Regions from separate parts of the Mus musculus genome. Here region 1 is linked to region 2. Evidence: chromatin loops called from intact Hi-C (ENCODE). Cell type or tissue: gastrocnemius. All regions are shown on one strand. Each heading gives the region's core, and the rest is flanking DNA. Links, peaks and the distances in the headings are about the cores only.

Region 1 (8,311 bases), core at 1-8,000, 230 kb after region 2:
AATTAAGACCACTGTGCTCTCTGCAGGCTTCAGGTTCTGTGCCTGTGGCTCAGATTCCAGCTTTGTTTAATCTCAAGGAGACAGACACTGAGATTGTGACTGGGTAACTGCTAATCAAATTTACCTTTATTTTGTTTTTGAGACAGAGTCTCACTATGAATCCTTGGCTAGCCAGATAGAACTCACAGAGATCTGCCTGGCCCTGCCTTCTGGGATGCTGGGATTACAGGTGTATCCACACCTGTTGGTTTTGTTGTTGTTGTTTGAGACAAGACCTCATGTAGCTTTGACCGTCCTGGAATCCACTATTGCCTCAAACTCACCAAGATCCACCAGCCTCTGCCTCCCAAGGGCTGGGATTAAAGACATATGTCACTACACCTGGCTCTTGAATTTTATTTTTCAAATTTTCTCCAATTTAAGCATATGAGGAGTACCTTGCCCGCATGTGTATGTGCACCATGTGTGTTTCTGTTGCCGGTAGAGGTCAAAAGAGGGTATCAGATCCCTTGGAACTGGAGTTACAGATGGTTGTGAGCCATCATGTTGGTGCCGAGAATAAAGGACTACCTCTGCAAGAGCCAGTGCTCTAAACTGCCGGGCCATCTTTCCAGCCCCATGAGTTTGATGTTTAAGTGAGCCAATTGTGAATAAACAATTGGTTTTAAACAGTCAAACCCTATTATAGATCTGATACAAATACCACAGGGATGTAAGAAGACGAGCACTGTATCACACTGACTCCTGATGCTTTTTTCTGGTCTTTCACTAGCTGCCACAGATTTAGGAGGCAGCGCCGAAGACAAAAAGTCCAAAACATGCTTAATGTTATAATCTAACTGGTCTGTATTTCAAGTATCATCTTAGTTTCCACGAAAAAAAAACATCCAAAAGAGCCTCCTTGATTGAGTTCTGTCCAGTGACCAAGAAGTGACAGAAGAGGAAGAGCCCCAGAGATTCTGCCATGTGACTACCCACAGATTATCCATTGCTGACCTGGAAACCCTGTGAGCTAAATAAAGTTTAGTAAAAACAAAACATGACAAAAAACAATGGATTTTCTGAGTTTGTTTTAAATTTTAAAAAGAAATGCTATTTTGAAATGAGTCACAAGTTTTATATATTGTGTGTATTTATTAAGAGTGGTTTATATGTATGTGTCTGAGTCTATGTGACATGTGTCTCAGTGCTGGTGAGGGCCAGAAGGCGGCTCCAGGTCCCCAGGAACTTGAGTTACAGGTAACTGAGCAGTCTGACGTGGGTTCTGTGATCCCAAGGAGGACAGCAAGTGCTCGTGACTGCTGCGCCATCTCGCAGCCTGGGGACTAGTATAAAATAGATCACTAACTACTCATTTGCTGAAACTGCCATGACAAGTAGCACATGCCAGGCAGCTTAGACCACAGCCATTTATTTCCTCATAACTCCTGTGCTGGAACCTGGAAGTTCGAGACTAGTGTACTGGCATGCTTGTTCTTTAGAAGGCCATTTACCCTGGGTTGTCACATAGGCAGCTCTGTGTCCCTTGCTTATAAGGACACAAGCTCTATTGGATTAGGGCTCACTCCTGAGACTTCATTTCAGCCATAGTTACCTCTCCAAGGACCTTATGTTCAACATGCTGTACGAAAGATTAGGAGTCTACAATATGATTGGTAAGGGGAAGGGTCTCAGCCTATAACACTCATACCTGTGATCAATACCTCTACTTTCTAAACTAAAAATCATTCATCAGCATGTTCAGAGAAGATACGGGATAGAATGAGCCATGCATATACAGTATGGGAAACAAAGAAAAAAAAAAAACGATGTTGAAAGAAATCCACATACTCTCTCGTTTCTATTTTTCTCCTTTAATAATGAAACAATGGCCAAAGTATTTTTAGCAGTTTATAAAAAACTGTTTTTTCCCTATGCCTTCTCCCTTTCAAACTCTAAAATAAATTACTTTGTTATGTACAACTAAGAATACTTTTAACATACACTATTACTCTTATTGAAAGAATTTTGGTAAGACACTACTATATAATTTTATAGTTAAATCAGTTAATAAATATTCAGAATTGAGTATTTAATTGAGCAAAAACTTATTTTCAAAAGAAGTCTAGAAAGACCAGTTAATATTACTTTTGGGCATTTCTGCTCAAATACCTGGCCCAAGAGGAACTAGTCCAGAGCCCTCAGGACACAGGAACTGAGGAGCAGCCTGGGACAGGATCTTTCCAGTTTACATCTGCGCCTGGAGATGATCCTGTGCCACAGTTCTCCATACTCAAATCCCACTGGGAGAGAACTGGTCTCTCAGGAGTGCTGACATGGAGTCTTGCAGGAGGACAAGCCACAGTCAGAGACAGCAAGACCAGCTGAGATAACCAGAGATAACCAGATGGCAAGAGGCAAGCACAAGAACATAAGGAACAGAAACCAAGGCTACTTGGCACCTTCAGAATCCAGTTCTCGCACCACAGCGAGCCCTGGATACCCCAACACAACAGAAAAGCAAGACTCTGATTTAAAATCACATCTCATGATGATGATAGAGGACTTTAAGTAGGACATAAATAACTCCCTTAAAGAAATACAGGAGAACAAAGGTAAACAGGTAGAAGCCCTTAAAGAGGAGACAGAAAAATCCCTTATAGATTTACAGAAAAACACAACCAAACAGGTGAAGGAAGTGAACAAAACCATCCAGGTTCTACAAATGTAAATAGAAACAATAAAGAAATCACAAAGGGAGACAATCCTTGAAATAGAAAACCTAGGAAATAGACCAGGAGTCATTGATGCAAGCATCACCAACAGATACAAGAGAGAATCTCAGGTGCAGAAGATACCATATATTGACACAACAGTCAAAGAAAATACAAAATGCAAAAAGCTGCTAGGCCAAAAACATCCAGGAAATCCAGGACACAATGAGAAGACCAAACCTATGGATAATAGGTATAGAAGAGCGTGAAGATTCCCAACTTAAAGGGCCAGTAAATATCTTCAACAAAATTATAGACGAAAACTTAACCTAACCTAAAGAAAGAGATGCCCATGAACATACAAGAAGCTTACAGAACTCCAAATAGATTGGACCAGAAAAGAAATTCCTCCCATCACATAATAGTCAAAACACCAAATGCACAAAACAAAGAAAGAATATTAAAAGCAGTAAGGCAAAAGGTCAAGTAACATATAAAGGCAGGCCTGTCAGAATTACGCCAGACTTTTCAACAGAGTCTATGAAAGCTAGAAGATCCTGGGCAAATGTCATACAGACCCTAAGAGAACAGAAATGCCAGCTCAGGCTACTATACCCAGCAAAACTCTCAATTACCATTGATGAAGAAACCAAGATATTCCATGACAAAACCAAATTTACAGATATCTTTCCACAAATCCAACCCTGCAAAGGATAATAGATGGAAAACTTCAACACAAGGAGAGAAACTACACCCTATAAAAAGCAAGAAAGTAATCTTTCAACAAACCCAAAAGAAGAGAGCCACACAAACATAATTCCACCTCTAACAACAAAAATAACAGGAACTAACAATCACTATTCCTTAATTTCCCTCCCATCAATGGGCTCAATTCCCCAATAAAAAGACATAGATTAACAGACTGGATATGAAACAGGACCCAGCATTTTGCTGCAAACTCAAACAGCAAAGAAGCACCTAGAGTTACAGACAGTTGTGAACTACCAAGTGGATGCTGTGAATTGAACCCAAGTCTTCTAGAAGAGCAGCCAATGCTCTTAACTGCTGAGTCATCTCTCCAGCCCTGGTAAGATTCAGTTTTAAGCAATGCATTTTGGGTGGGTGGAGTCATGTGGCTTGTGTCCTTTCCTTTGTGTCTGCCACCTCCTCATGGCCTTCATTAGGCCTGGATTCCCATGCTGACTCTCAGTGGTCAGATCAATACCACTCTACGCTCTGCAGGAACCTGGCCCAGGACAATACAGCCAACCTCAGAGGCAGTGCACAGCCAGTGTGGTAATGTGCCTACTCTGGTGTTCAAAGTCATCAAGAATCAAGTGTTTTGTCTTGAAGCTCTGTGGCAAGGCTGATCGAGAAATGTTCTCTGTATATTCCTGTTTATCAGAGATCTGGGCTTAGGCAGTTTTGGGTAAGTAGAGATTACTATGAACTTGGGTTTGAAATCTCTGATACCAATACAGAAAATTTAATGCATCCACAAGAAATTGAAGGTTACTTGTAAGTGGGAGGATGGATATGATAACACACCAGCAGCCTTTCCTCCCTGAGAGAAGCCTCGGTTAACTCTGGTGAGCATGTGGAAGTGAGAATATATCGTGACATCATGGCTTGCTGCCAGTAAATGTCAGAATTGAATTTAAATTGTCGGAGAGCTCTGCCTTTGAAAATGAATTATTATAAAGCAAACAAACAAGTAAGATTTAGTTTTAAACAGACAAGAAGTAAGTACCACCTGTTTTGATTTTACAAGTCTCTCATGTTAGGACATAAAGATCATGAGGGTTTTTTTTTTTTTTTTTGCCAGGTTTGCTCTGAACTCTATCTTGGCATCTACAGCAGTGCCTGGCACAGGGTAGGTTCTCAGTCGATATGAATGAATGGCACTCCCAATGTTTTCCATAATGGGAAACAGCTATGAGAAGCGACTGAGCTACCATCTGGTGAAGTGATGCTTTGTCTCATTACTTCATTTAAGGCTCTCCTGGAGGCACTGCTATTTCAGATACCAAATAAGAAACTATTTCTTTAGATTTATGTGATCTTTTTCCTTAACTCCAAAATATCAATCAGCTCAAGTAACTTCTCCTCCCTTAGTCATTAGCAATTGAATTGAGGCAACTGTCGTGTCTGATGAAGGTCTCTAATAAGCACTTGGCTTCAGAGTCTCTGTAATCTAAAAGTAGAACCCCACAGCCTCCTGACCAAGGGCCTGGCGACCATCACTGACTGAACGGAGTCATAGCATGAAGTAGCTATAGAGTTGATGTCTAACATTACCTTAGACTTGCAAAGACTCCTTAAAATGACTCCCATTACTGGCCACTGTGCTAGATCGCTGGGATTTTATATAATTATCTAAATTCATACATGAACTTCGTATCATAAACTGTATTGTCAATCCAAAACATATTATTCTATTATAAATGGTGTGTACTCTTCCCAGTTACCATTTAATTTTGCAGAACTCTTATTTTCTGATGACCATTGAATGATCAACATATTTCATTGTAAGAATGCTTAGCTATAGAAATTCCACTATTATAGAAACTCCAACTTTGATGTTGGATGTTTCAGATAATTTCCCTCAGAAATCAAGTATTTCTTTTTACTCAAAATAAGTACTACTATAAAGAAACAACACCTTGAGGCAATAAGGAGACTTTTACACAATATTTAACACTGGTACACTGGCAATAATTTTGCTGCTTTCTGATCGTTCAGAAAGGATTGTAAAATGACTTTCAAAATAGCTCCTTCAAAGCAGTGCTCAGCATAGCAGCTCATGCACACCAGAAGCCTGGTGAGCACTCCAGAATAAGTTAATAACAATTATTTAATGAAAGGAAAGACTCTGACATTTTAGAATAAGACACTAAATAATTTATTTACAGCTCAATGACAATCACTCCATGTTCAAATGACACTTGAAACAAGTATACCATAAACTGTAGAGCTAGAGCCAAAACCAGGTTTTAGATAAGCAGCCGAGCAGCCACGAAAGTAAAGGAGGAAATGTCTGAAATGTCCCGTGCTGCTGAAGGATCTATCCCAGTGGCTGTCCAGACTCAACAGCATGGACACACTCACCGAGTGTCTCTGTACATCTCCTCACCAAGGAATAAGATTCTCTCTCCCAGTTCACAGAAACAAATCCTGAAAATAATCATCAAATTCTTCTTCCCTATTAAAAAAAAGTACAAATATTGATTATAATCAAGAGTACTCAATGAAAATTAAATTAAAAAAATCAATAGAGTAAAAAATTAAGTGATATATGAAACTAATTAAAATATTTTCGTCTAGTATATTAGCTATCACTCTTTATACCAGTTGGCTTTCATAATTCAAATAATTCTTAGTATCTAAACAATCCTATCTATGCTCAGAATGATTAAAACTGGAATACTTCACCTCTCTTAAAACCCCTCAGTTTTCTTTGAAGTACTTTGTGAAAGACCATTGCTTCTCTTTGCCTTTCTGGTTGACTTTGTACCTTCTCTGTTCACTACTTCAAATTACAACCTGCTTAAGAAATGCCTGAAACAGAAACTATGTCTAAAAAACAAACCACGTCTTACTCCCAGGAATGTGAGGACATCTGTTCAGGCCACAGTGCTTTATTAGTCTGGGAACAGTGGCTACCTATTTATAGTTTATAGAGGTTTCATCTAAAGCAGAGCTTTGAGGAGACGCCACATTCAGTATAACCTGTGAAATACGGTGAGAAGTACCCAGTGCTAAATAACGTTAGTGTTTGCAGCCAGCCTCAAGTAGCCAGCAGCTCAGGCTCTGGAGTCAAGGGCGGCAGAGAACAAGTGCACTGGGTCACCTGTGGGTGGGAGGCTGAGATGGCTGCTGGCAAGGCATCCTTACACCTGTGTAAATCTTCAAGGGGCTCCTTGGAATGGGTTACGAGAATCCTAACACCATGGGACAGGCTGTCCAAGATGCGACTGAGCAGCCGTCTCGGAAAGAATCCAGGCAAGAACAGAGGGCTGCCTGTTAAAGTGAACTGACGCTGCACATACTGGCTGCTTGCATCCCCAAACAATGACTGGTAATAAACTTGCACCTTACCAGGATAGGGAGACTTTGGCACTAAATCAACATCCATGGCATTAAATATTTTCATCAACTGCTATCAAGAACGGCAGTACCCACAGATGCTAAGCTGAGGCCAGGATGGAGCACCTGCGAATGAGCACTTACTGGGACTTCTCATCTGTCTCTGGCAGCGGACCCTTCCAGAGCTCAGAGTCTGAAGCACTGTCTTCCTCCTCAGCGTTTCCTGCTCATTGACAAGGAAATGTCGTCATTGTTTTAACATAACGCATTCTGAATCGTTTACCAGTGCAATTAAATTAACCATGAATTTAGCAGTATTTTAGCTTCAACTTCTATGATTCCACAAAATTTAACTTATTCCTCAAGATACCATAAATTTTAAAAAATTAAACAATATGAAAAACACCAGAGCCTCATCAAAAAGTGAATGCAAGTAATATCTAATGAACAACTTCCCCATGTTACACTAAAATAGCAGCTGGTTTAATTATTTCCTTGGCCATACAACAGAAATGAAGAATTTTGTAAAGAACATATATGTATTAGGACCTACACTCAAGATTAGTTCCTGTAGGCTAAGGGTTTTCACTGGAGATGAGCCACTTACTAATGTAATTACATCATGGAATAGTTTGTCTGCCTGATACTACTTTATCCAATATTGAATAAATTTTAGTTGAGTTTAGATAATTCATGTGAGGTCTATTTTGTTATATTTTAAAAATAGGAATATATTATCTTTACTGATTTTATAGGTAATACATACTGCCACTGTCTAAAATAAAAGCAATTTGGAAATGTTTAAAGTCCTAAGGAAAAGTTACCCCAGGCCACAGGTAATACAGTCACTTTTTAAGTGTGGTTGGTCTTTAAAAAGGTATCATTCATATATATATATATATATTTAAATTAAGATTATACTGTGCATAACTGTAACTATAAAGGATTTGAGATAGCAGAGACAGTTCTCCTTGACAATACGTATAAATATGTCAAAGCTTTTATAATGAGATTTCTTTCTAGGATTTATCTTTGTTTTGAATGATGCATATGTATGTACAGGTGTTTGCAGAGGGCTGAGGTGTCAGATCTCCCAATGAAGGCGCTAGAACTGAACTTGGATCCTCTCCAAGGCCAATATGTGCTTTAGCCACAGAGCCATCTATCTAGCCCTGTGAAAACCTTAAACAAACAAACAAAACAAAACAAAACAAAACAAAAACTGTTATATGGAATTTGATTAACCAATCGTTAATTTCTGATTGGTGGGGATTTAGGCTGTATTTCCCATTTTTATTTTTATTGGGGGTGAGGGTGGGTGGGGAGCAGTCTGGTGATTAAACCCAGGATCTTAAACATGCTAGCAAGAGCTCCACAGTGGGCGGGCACACAGTCCACCACGCTGTTTTTCTTGGTGAACAGTGTGCATTTCTGCCCATGTTTATCTGAGGAGCTTATCTATTCCAAATAAAATATCAAATTCCAAAAGCAGCATCATTGGCCACCACATGTGCTCTAACCCAGTTACAGGG
Region 2 (8,341 bases), core at 197-8,196:
CTTCCCTCCACCAGACTGAGTTTGTATTTGCTTTGGCTAAAACTGACAAAGGACCCTTTGCTAATAAACTATTAACAGCAACTAGAATTGTGGTGCTAAGTCAGACTCATCCTGCAGAACATTTGGAAGATGATGGTCACTCCATTCTATTTACACTATTTAACACTGTTAATGAACAACATTAACACATTAGAGGTCAGCAGGCAGCTCCCTGTTTAGAGAGTACACTGCCTTGGCTCTGCCTTTTCCCTTTTTAAAAATGATTTCATTGTGAAATCCAAGGAGCTCCTGATGGGGTAGGCAGGATAGGATGCCAGAGCATGCTAAGGGGAGCGCTGTTGAGTTCTTAGATGTGGCCCTAGGCCACTGTCAAGACATTCCCAGGGAAGTTCTTCATGGGGGTGGGGGGTGGGGCTGTTCTAGGATGGGGTCCTAGTAGCAATTATCAAAACTTGCCTGTATTAGAGAATCTCTGTGATGGCTGATAATGGCTGTCAACTTGACAGGATCTGAACCAACTAAAAAGTCAAGATGCTAGTCATTCCCGTGAGGCATTTTCTTGATCGTATTATTTGAAGTCTTAAATGTGAGCAGTACCTGCTGGTGGCAGCCCAGATAAAGGAGACAGAAGAAAGGTCTTCTCTTTTTGCCTGCTTGCCTTCACTTTTGCTGGCAAGTTCATCAACTTTGTTGCTGCGACTGCTGCATTATTTCCCTACTAATAGGACTCAGCTTCCAGCTTCCAGTGGAAACTGAAGACCAGTGGCTCTGTAGGAATCCTTCAAGCCATCAGTGCCAAACTGAGAGTTCTCAGGATCCAGCCTCGCAGACTAATCAATTCCCAACTTCTTGCCCTTTCTGTTTGAGACATCCATGGTTGAGCCACCCAGACCATATCATATAAACCAACCTTAATAAATACCCTCTTAAATGTGTATTTATTCTGTCGATCTGTTCCTTCTAGAGAACCTTAAACCACAACTGGCTATGCCACCCTTCCTCCCTAAACACCCACTAGCATCAATGGAAGAAATGTATTGCTTATATGCAACATTTAGAGTAGAAAGTTCACGTCAGAAAGCAAATGATGGTGTCATGCTACTATTCATGTCAGAGAGATCTAGAACGGTATCTAGATATAGAACGGCCAACCACCCTCATGTCACAATAAAAATTACAGCCCCAGAGGAAGAGACGAGAACAGGTTATTGATCTTACACGTCTTAGCTGTACAACAGGCAGACTGTTACAAAGCAACCCCCTCCTTTCCCATTACAGAATGAAGGCATACCTTCAGAAGGATGGTTTGGGTTTTCCCACAGTATTTTCCAGAGGCGTTCCCACCGCTGGTGGAGTACAAGACTTGGTGGGCAGGGATTCGTGCATAAGCCAGTCTTTTCTCTCCACGGATCATCCAGATGATGATGTCAGGCATGCTGTTCTGAGGCTGGGCAATGGGTCAGATGGGAAAGAAAGCAAACTCAATGAGTCTACATGTGGAGAGACCGGAGAAATAGCACTAGGCTAGACACTAGGGGCTGTGGTGAAGACCATGTCCCAGAGTCGGGAGACACTCGTCTACAGTAATATTGTGATTACATGGAGCTAAGAAATGGGCTGTGGGTGGCTGGGAGAGCAGAAGGGAAGGCACGGGGGAGCAAGTGAAGAGGTGTAACCCACGCTGATCTGAAAGGTATTTTAGGAAATACCCTCTGCCTCTCAAGCATCACTTGGAGAAAGCCATTGGTAGCTTTCATCAGAAAGCTTTCACCAGAAAGCTCTAAGCAGCCATCCACTGCTACGGTGAGTGTATTTAAGTGTGCTCCTCAAGGTTAGATGTCTGAAGCTTGATTTGTGCCCCATAATTGCAGGAGTGGGTTAGTTACCATATTGTGTGAGAATAGGCCCCCCCATCCTCTACTCCTCTCCAGTGATATCACACACACACACACACACACACACACACACACACACACACACACACACACACACACACACAAGTCCTTGTCAAATTTAGGTCTCTCAATCTCGACTCTCCCTGCCTCTAGAACCATTAGAAAGAAACCTCTGTTCTTTATAGCTTCCCCAGCCTGTGCCATTCTGTTACAGCAGCACAGAAGGAGCTAAGACACTACCCTAGACACTCAAGGACAGGAGGCATCCATTTACTCTTGTTCTTTCAGCCATGGAGGTGTGGGGCATCCCATCTACACTTATCCAGCACCGACTGTATACCCCACACTCTTCTGTCCTTCCTTATGACATCATCTTTAAATTCCCACAACAGTTCTATGACCTAAGTACTGTGTTTTTCTCCATTTTCCTGGTAGGGAAAATGGGCTGACGTGAGTTGAAGAGCTTGCCCAAGGTCACACATGGTTTAATATTTAAATCCAGGCTTTTCCCAATCCACACTACAGTGACATTTTAATTCTCTGTGTTGTGTTCTACTATTCCATCATACAAAATGCTCTACAACCGCAGTGCGAGCATGATGCTTTTCCTGCAGGTTCCTCAGGAACGCAACTCAAAATTTGGGTGACTTTCACCCTCTCCAGTAGCCTCCTCATCCTAGTAAGTCCTTGGTTTTTATCATTGATCAGATCCAATCCCAGTCGCAGATATACCAGATGACCCACCCACCACCTGCCCCACCCTTCTTGTCATCTGCAGAATCCTTCTGGAAACAGATGACAGTGTATTTTAATGGTCTACCTCTTCAGTAAGCTGCATCAGTTTATCAAGCCACTCCTCGATTTCCAACAAGGTGGATTTCACATCCGTGGCTTCAGATCTCATCCTCAGAGCTGCCTCGTGTATCTGGGAGAGAAACCTGGACCGCAACTTTCGGATCTGAGTATCCAGAACCGTGACGTTGGCTTTTCCTTCTGTGACAGGCAAGGTGTATCTATAAGAAGAGGAGAGAAGAGAAACAAACCTAAGAATGACATTCTAGGTCTCAAAACTAAGTCCACTTGTGTTTGCCCACATGTTTAATGTATGTCTGCACGCCATTTCACGTAGATTGAAATGACAGCAATCTCCTGAGTCTACAGGGGCTGCTTGCTTTAAACTGTAGTTGAGGATGTCTCTGTTGGCATCGGAGAAGACACAAATTTTAAAGCACCAAAGTTTAAATATCCCCAGTACCGTCATCTTCATCACCGTCATCCTCTCAGACGGTTCTCAGAGAGCTCCAGAAGATAAGAAGGACCACTTGTATAGGACAATTTTCAGCCAAGTTAAGAGTCCACAAGAAAAACAGGGACAGCTGAGTGAGTGACTCAGATTAGCCACATGTCAGCTGTGCCTCTCTCTCTCTCACTGTGGAAGTAGGTGAAACCACAGGGCAAGACTGTCACCAGTACCAGGAAATTCGACTCATTGTCCCCACTTAGAATTTACATTATTTGCATGCCACCCAGCTCCTTATATGAAGGATATCCTAGCATGGTTTTCCTCAAACATGGAATTTCCTGCGACAGAACATTTAGAAAGATGCCAGCTTGCTTCTTTGAAGCCAGCATGTGTTCTCATGCCTGGGCTTTCTTTGGCAAATCACAGGCATTTTCCATGTGAAAGCTGTCGCTGTATGTTTTTGTTTGATTTCATTAACTTCTGTGGCACCGTGTGTATAAAGGTTTAAGATCCTGCGGTGGCCACATAAGGCAAAAATTCACGGGAGTGCTGTTGAGCTCCGAAGTCACACTTGAGCCCTTTGAAAGTGAGATGCTGGCCATTAAGTGGGTAAATAATTCCCAGTGTCACTGCGGTCTCCCTTCTTTCTTATCTGTAATTTAGAGGTCACTCCTTAGGGAATCCCTAAGTCTCTCAGCTTTGAGTGGTCACAAAGCCAGTGGGGCTTGATTTTAGCTGTTTGTCAATGACCTGAATAAACCACTAGGGGGCGCAAGAGGACGGGATGACTAAGGGCCTTACCCCAGAAGGGGAAATGTCTGCTTCCAGAGCTTGAGAGGTGTAGTCCATGCTCTTTTCTTTTCGACCTTCCCTGTTCGTGGCTTTATTAGCCAACATTTAAAATGAGGTTGGAATGAGTCACTTTCCCTTTTGATTTCTAAATGCCAAAAGTTACTTCTTAAGTCACAGCTATGAAATGTCCTCTGGCTAAGTCTGTGTCCTGGATTTGTCTAACGTGGTGTGTGTGTGTGTGTGTGTGTGTGTGTGTGTGTTGTTGTTGTTGTTGTTGCTGTTGTTGTTGTTATTGTTGCTGTTTCTTGTTTATTTCTTAGTGTATAATGAATTTGCGCGTCATCCTTGCTTAGGGCCCATTCTAACTATCTGTTACTCCTGTTTTTAGTGTTAACTGTTTCTGAAGGATGGCAGAGTGCTTGAAACACTTAACAACAACAACAGCAGCAGCAGCAAGCTATTTCTAAAGACATGAGTTAGGAACATTGTTCTGAGTGGTGGAAGCCATGTTCCTATATCCCTGTGGAAGTCAGGAGTCCTTCTGCAGAAAGGTTAGCTCAGGCTATTTCTCTTCCCTCTCTTCCACTCCCACCCTTTGCCTCAGGCTGCTGGGCCAGCTTCCGGTAGTCCAGCCTGGGCCTACTTGGGCTACTTTAGACTTGGCACCAAACCAGAGAATGGAGGTTTTCCGGGTGATTCAGAAACTTCTCCTGGGCTGGGGTGGGACTTTCAAGGAGCCCAAAACAATGCTCAAACGCATTTTTTTTTCCAGAGAAATACTTGACAAGATTGGAAAAGCACCTACAGTCTTAGAATTCAGGGCATGCTGGGGACGTGCAGATAGGAAGAGGATTACTGTACCTCGTGTCTTCTATAACTTCATCTATCAGCTTCAGCCACACCTCCGCCAACTGGTTTGCAGGAATTTTACCCTGGATCCCTGATTTTACAGCCTCTATGTTTGATTGCTGAAGAATCAAGAAAGAGGAGAGATAATTGTGTAATTCTGCCATTATGTCCAAGAAAGTGTTATTTCCAAGGCAGGGTAGAGGGTGAGTAGAGGGGTAGGGACATAAAAAGATTTCGTTACAGAAAGCCAGAGGGCTTTGTTCTCACTCACTGATACTTACCATAGCCTCGTGCTATTTACTTTTATTCAAAATGCAATCAACACTGATAAGTTTAAGCAATAGAGAAAGCCTTGTCTTGTATTTTGACCTTTGGAACTATGTAAATATTTTATGTACTCCAAAAATAAACAGGAAGAAACCATCAGGAATAGGTGAGGGAACCCTCAAAAGGATATATATGTAAATAGTATGGACTCAGTTATATTTCAGATGGACAGTTGAACTAACCCACACGTAACCTTTGGAAACAGCATTTTAACTATCTGTCCTTAGTTTCAAGGCAAAGGCAACCCAACTGCATCAAACATGAATCATTGTGAACTTGTTCACAGTGGTGGACGTAGGGAGTTTAAGTTTGAACAAATCAACCATTACAGTTAGGATGGCAGAAGCTGGAATCTCACTGTAGGCAAGAGTTTTAATCTTACTACCAAGGTAAGTCCTTGGTGGTAGATTAAAATTGGAGGCACTGTTCTGGCCTTCAACATTTTAACAGATATAGAAATAAATATATGCATATATGTATGTATGTATATGCACATGCAAATGAGTGTGACCGTGAACTTCTTGGTTGGCAAGGCCTATAAGCAACAATATAGCAGCAGCGTGAGCACTCTAGATCTTGTTTTTCAAATGTCACTTCCTATTAAAGGGACCACAGCATCTTAGAGAAACGGTTATTTCAGGGCTGGAGTTGAGAAAGTACAAGCTAAGCCCAGAACATGCTGATGTGCTCGAGTTGAGCATCTGCCAACAGAGAGGGGAAGGGAGTGCCCGCTAGGCCTAGCCAAAGTCCTGGTCATGGAAAGCCACTCTCTTTGTCACGACTAGGCCTGAACTCAGACAATTTGGTCAGTGGAGGGAGATGATAAGGAGAATCAGGGCAAGAAACCCCCCCGAGGAATGGCCCCAACATAATTAGAAGTTTGGCCAGTTCTCCACCAACTCCCTTGAGGAAGGAAAATGAAAACTAATAAAAAAAATATAGTATTTTGGGCTGGAGAGATGCCTCGATAGTTAAGAGCACTGACTACTCTTCCAGAGGTCCTGAGTCCATCAATTCCCAGCAACCACATGGTGGCCCACAACCGTCTGTAATGGGATCCAATGCCCTCTTCTGGTGTGTCTGAAGAGAGTGGCAGTGTATTCATAAACATAAAATAAATAAATCTAAAAAATATTTCATGTCAATTTCAACTTTATTTTTACAAATATTAATTTTAAATTTTATAAATTAAAACCTATAAATTTTAATTTAATTTTTTTCATTTTTTAATTCTATATGCACGAGTGTTTTGCCAACATGTATGTCTGTGCACCACACATATGCCTGGTGCTTTTGGAAGCCAAAAAAAGAGCAACAGATCCCTTGGAATGGGAGCTATAGGTGATTTTGAGCTGCCATGTGAGTTCCAGGAAGAGAACCCAGGTCCTCTGGAAGAGAAGCAAATGTTCTTAGTCACAGAACTGTCTATCTATTCCCCTCCATTTCACCTTTACGAAATGGGAAATTACACTGAAGTTCAATTATCCTTCTATATTGGTGCTCCCACCCCCGACACCTGGAGGCCTTTTATTTGTAAGTATGTTTGCCTCGTCATGGTCTGCGGCACTCCCTGGGGCTGTCAGCACGATGAAACCAAGTGATGGGTTTGAGCTGCATGTTCAATCTGGGGCTGATCACCCCACACTCATGATCACTCGCTGCCTGTGAGGTTCAGGACGATCTGCCCAGATCTGTAGTCATCAATGATTTCAAATTCCCCAATGCAACCATGCCCCTCACCACAGACAGAAGCCAGACTGTGACTTTGGAACCTAATAAAGACCTGGCACGTGCCTTGTTGCTATTCTTGAGGGCATCAGCCAGGACATTCACATGCACCATTTTGGTGAAAAAGAAAAGTGGTAGAAATATATATATCTTTGATATAAAGCTGCCTGTATATAAAAAAGCAATAATTTTTTTGTTATGGAGTTTTTCATCAGATATTTTCTTATATATCTTGGTCTATCATTTATAAAAATGATATTAATATAAACTGAAATTATTTTATTAATGTATTTTAATCACATATTAATGAGATTAATGTGATATTTCCATACATATGAGATGGATTGATTATGTTCAAACACCTTTTTCCCCCACACTCTAAATTAACATTAATGCTGAATGGATTTTTATAGAAGTAACTTAGTATCTTAAATTAAGTAGAAATGTCCCAAATGTGGCACCTTTCTCCTCACTGTTGTAGCCTACCAATGTCAAGAAGACGATCAATCACATGCCTGCTCTTATGCAGGTCTACCAAAGGGACCCCCACCCCAACCAGAGGGACCCCCACCCCAACCTCCTCCAGGCTTCAGAGGAGTTCCCCGAGTCTGAAGCAAGAGCAGAGACTGGCAGCCCTGGTTCTTCCCATAGCAGAGACTATCTCTGTAATAAGAGCAAAGTTGTACAAGTTGCACCCGGCTACTGGAACAAAGCATCCTTTATATGCAAATCCTCTGCCCAGCCTTCTACATCCTCCCGTCTTTCTCAGTAAGAAAGCCTTTCTCCTGGCATGTGCTCACACAAACGTAAGACTAGACTTCCTCGTGGTGGGTGTGGCTGTAGGACTGGAATTCTGGTGAATGGAAAGTGAGCAGAAATCTGGGTATGACGTCCTAATTTTCCCTAATGAGGGGCTCTTGTCACCTTCTCATGTGTTTTCCTCCCTTTAGGCTGGAGGGTGGATGTCCTAGTGAGTTGTCTCTAAGGGATGGACTGAGGTAACTCCTTAGTTCCTTAGTAAAGGTTAGGACAGCCATGGGGAAAGAGTGGGCACCAGTACCGGTGAACTTCTACAAGTTCTGGACCATTTCCTCAGTTGTTACTGAATTGCTCTATTGTTGACCATTGTGTGTTTAAGATCTTGTGCTACAGTTGCCAAGCTTGTATATTACCTACCCCGTGCTTACCTTACTGTCTGCGAAAAGGAAATGCTGGACAGATAACTCACCAGCCGTTCTGCCATGACTAGGAGAGTGTTCACTGCATCCAGGCGGTGACTAATATCCTCCCAGTAGGAAGTCAGGGTGACCACGGGCTTCGTGTGGGCCCAAGGTAAGTAGTAATAGTAGTTCCCTGGTAAGGAGTGTCAGGAGTCAGTGAACAGGGACACTTGAAAAGGACAGCATATTTGTTACATAGATGTGTGAACAGAGCTACCCATTAATCCACAGGCCCGGGGAATGGTCTTGGCTAAGGTTTGTTTGCTGTTTGGGGAGCTGGAGATTAA

The links. A loop is a pair of places that touch in the nucleus more often than their neighbours do. Peaks named below come from ENCODE experiments on the same cell type or tissue, not always from the same donor. Only the 100,000 strongest peaks of a DNase experiment are listed, where the experiment ranks them.
Region 1: it touches region 2 in a loop (2.8-fold over the local background); 21 of 42 quality-filtered maps call a loop at or near these places.

The regions. Positions count from the first base shown.
Region 1 is chr19:38,182,906-38,191,216 of GRCm38, forward strand. Pde6c (phosphodiesterase 6C, cGMP specific, cone, alpha prime) reads left to right here. Exons shown (of 22, transcript NM_033614.2): 22 at 773-1,050. The coding sequence ends at 834. It overlaps Fra10ac1 (FRA10AC1 homolog (human)), which reads right to left. Exons shown (of 14, transcript NM_001081075.2): 13 at 6,924-7,002; 14 at 5,572-5,895. The coding sequence ends at 5,853. Among named protein-coding and RNA genes, the nearest start is that of Gm52398, 23 kb to the left of the region's middle. In gastrocnemius, for the core only: no CTCF peak of the experiment used is centred there; DNase peaks (open chromatin) are centred at 4,555 and 4,927.
Region 2 is chr19:37,951,652-37,959,992 of GRCm38, forward strand. It overlaps Myof (myoferlin), which reads right to left. Exons shown (of 54, transcript NM_001302140.1): 21 at 8,063-8,187; 22 at 4,792-4,898; 23 at 2,716-2,908; 24 at 1,292-1,447. Among named protein-coding and RNA genes, the nearest start is that of Gm52397, 30 kb to the right of the region's middle. In gastrocnemius, for the core only: a CTCF peak has its summit at 3,896 (motif pointing right); DNase peaks (open chromatin) are centred at 3,909 and 4,593; H3K27ac peaks cover 1,684 bases.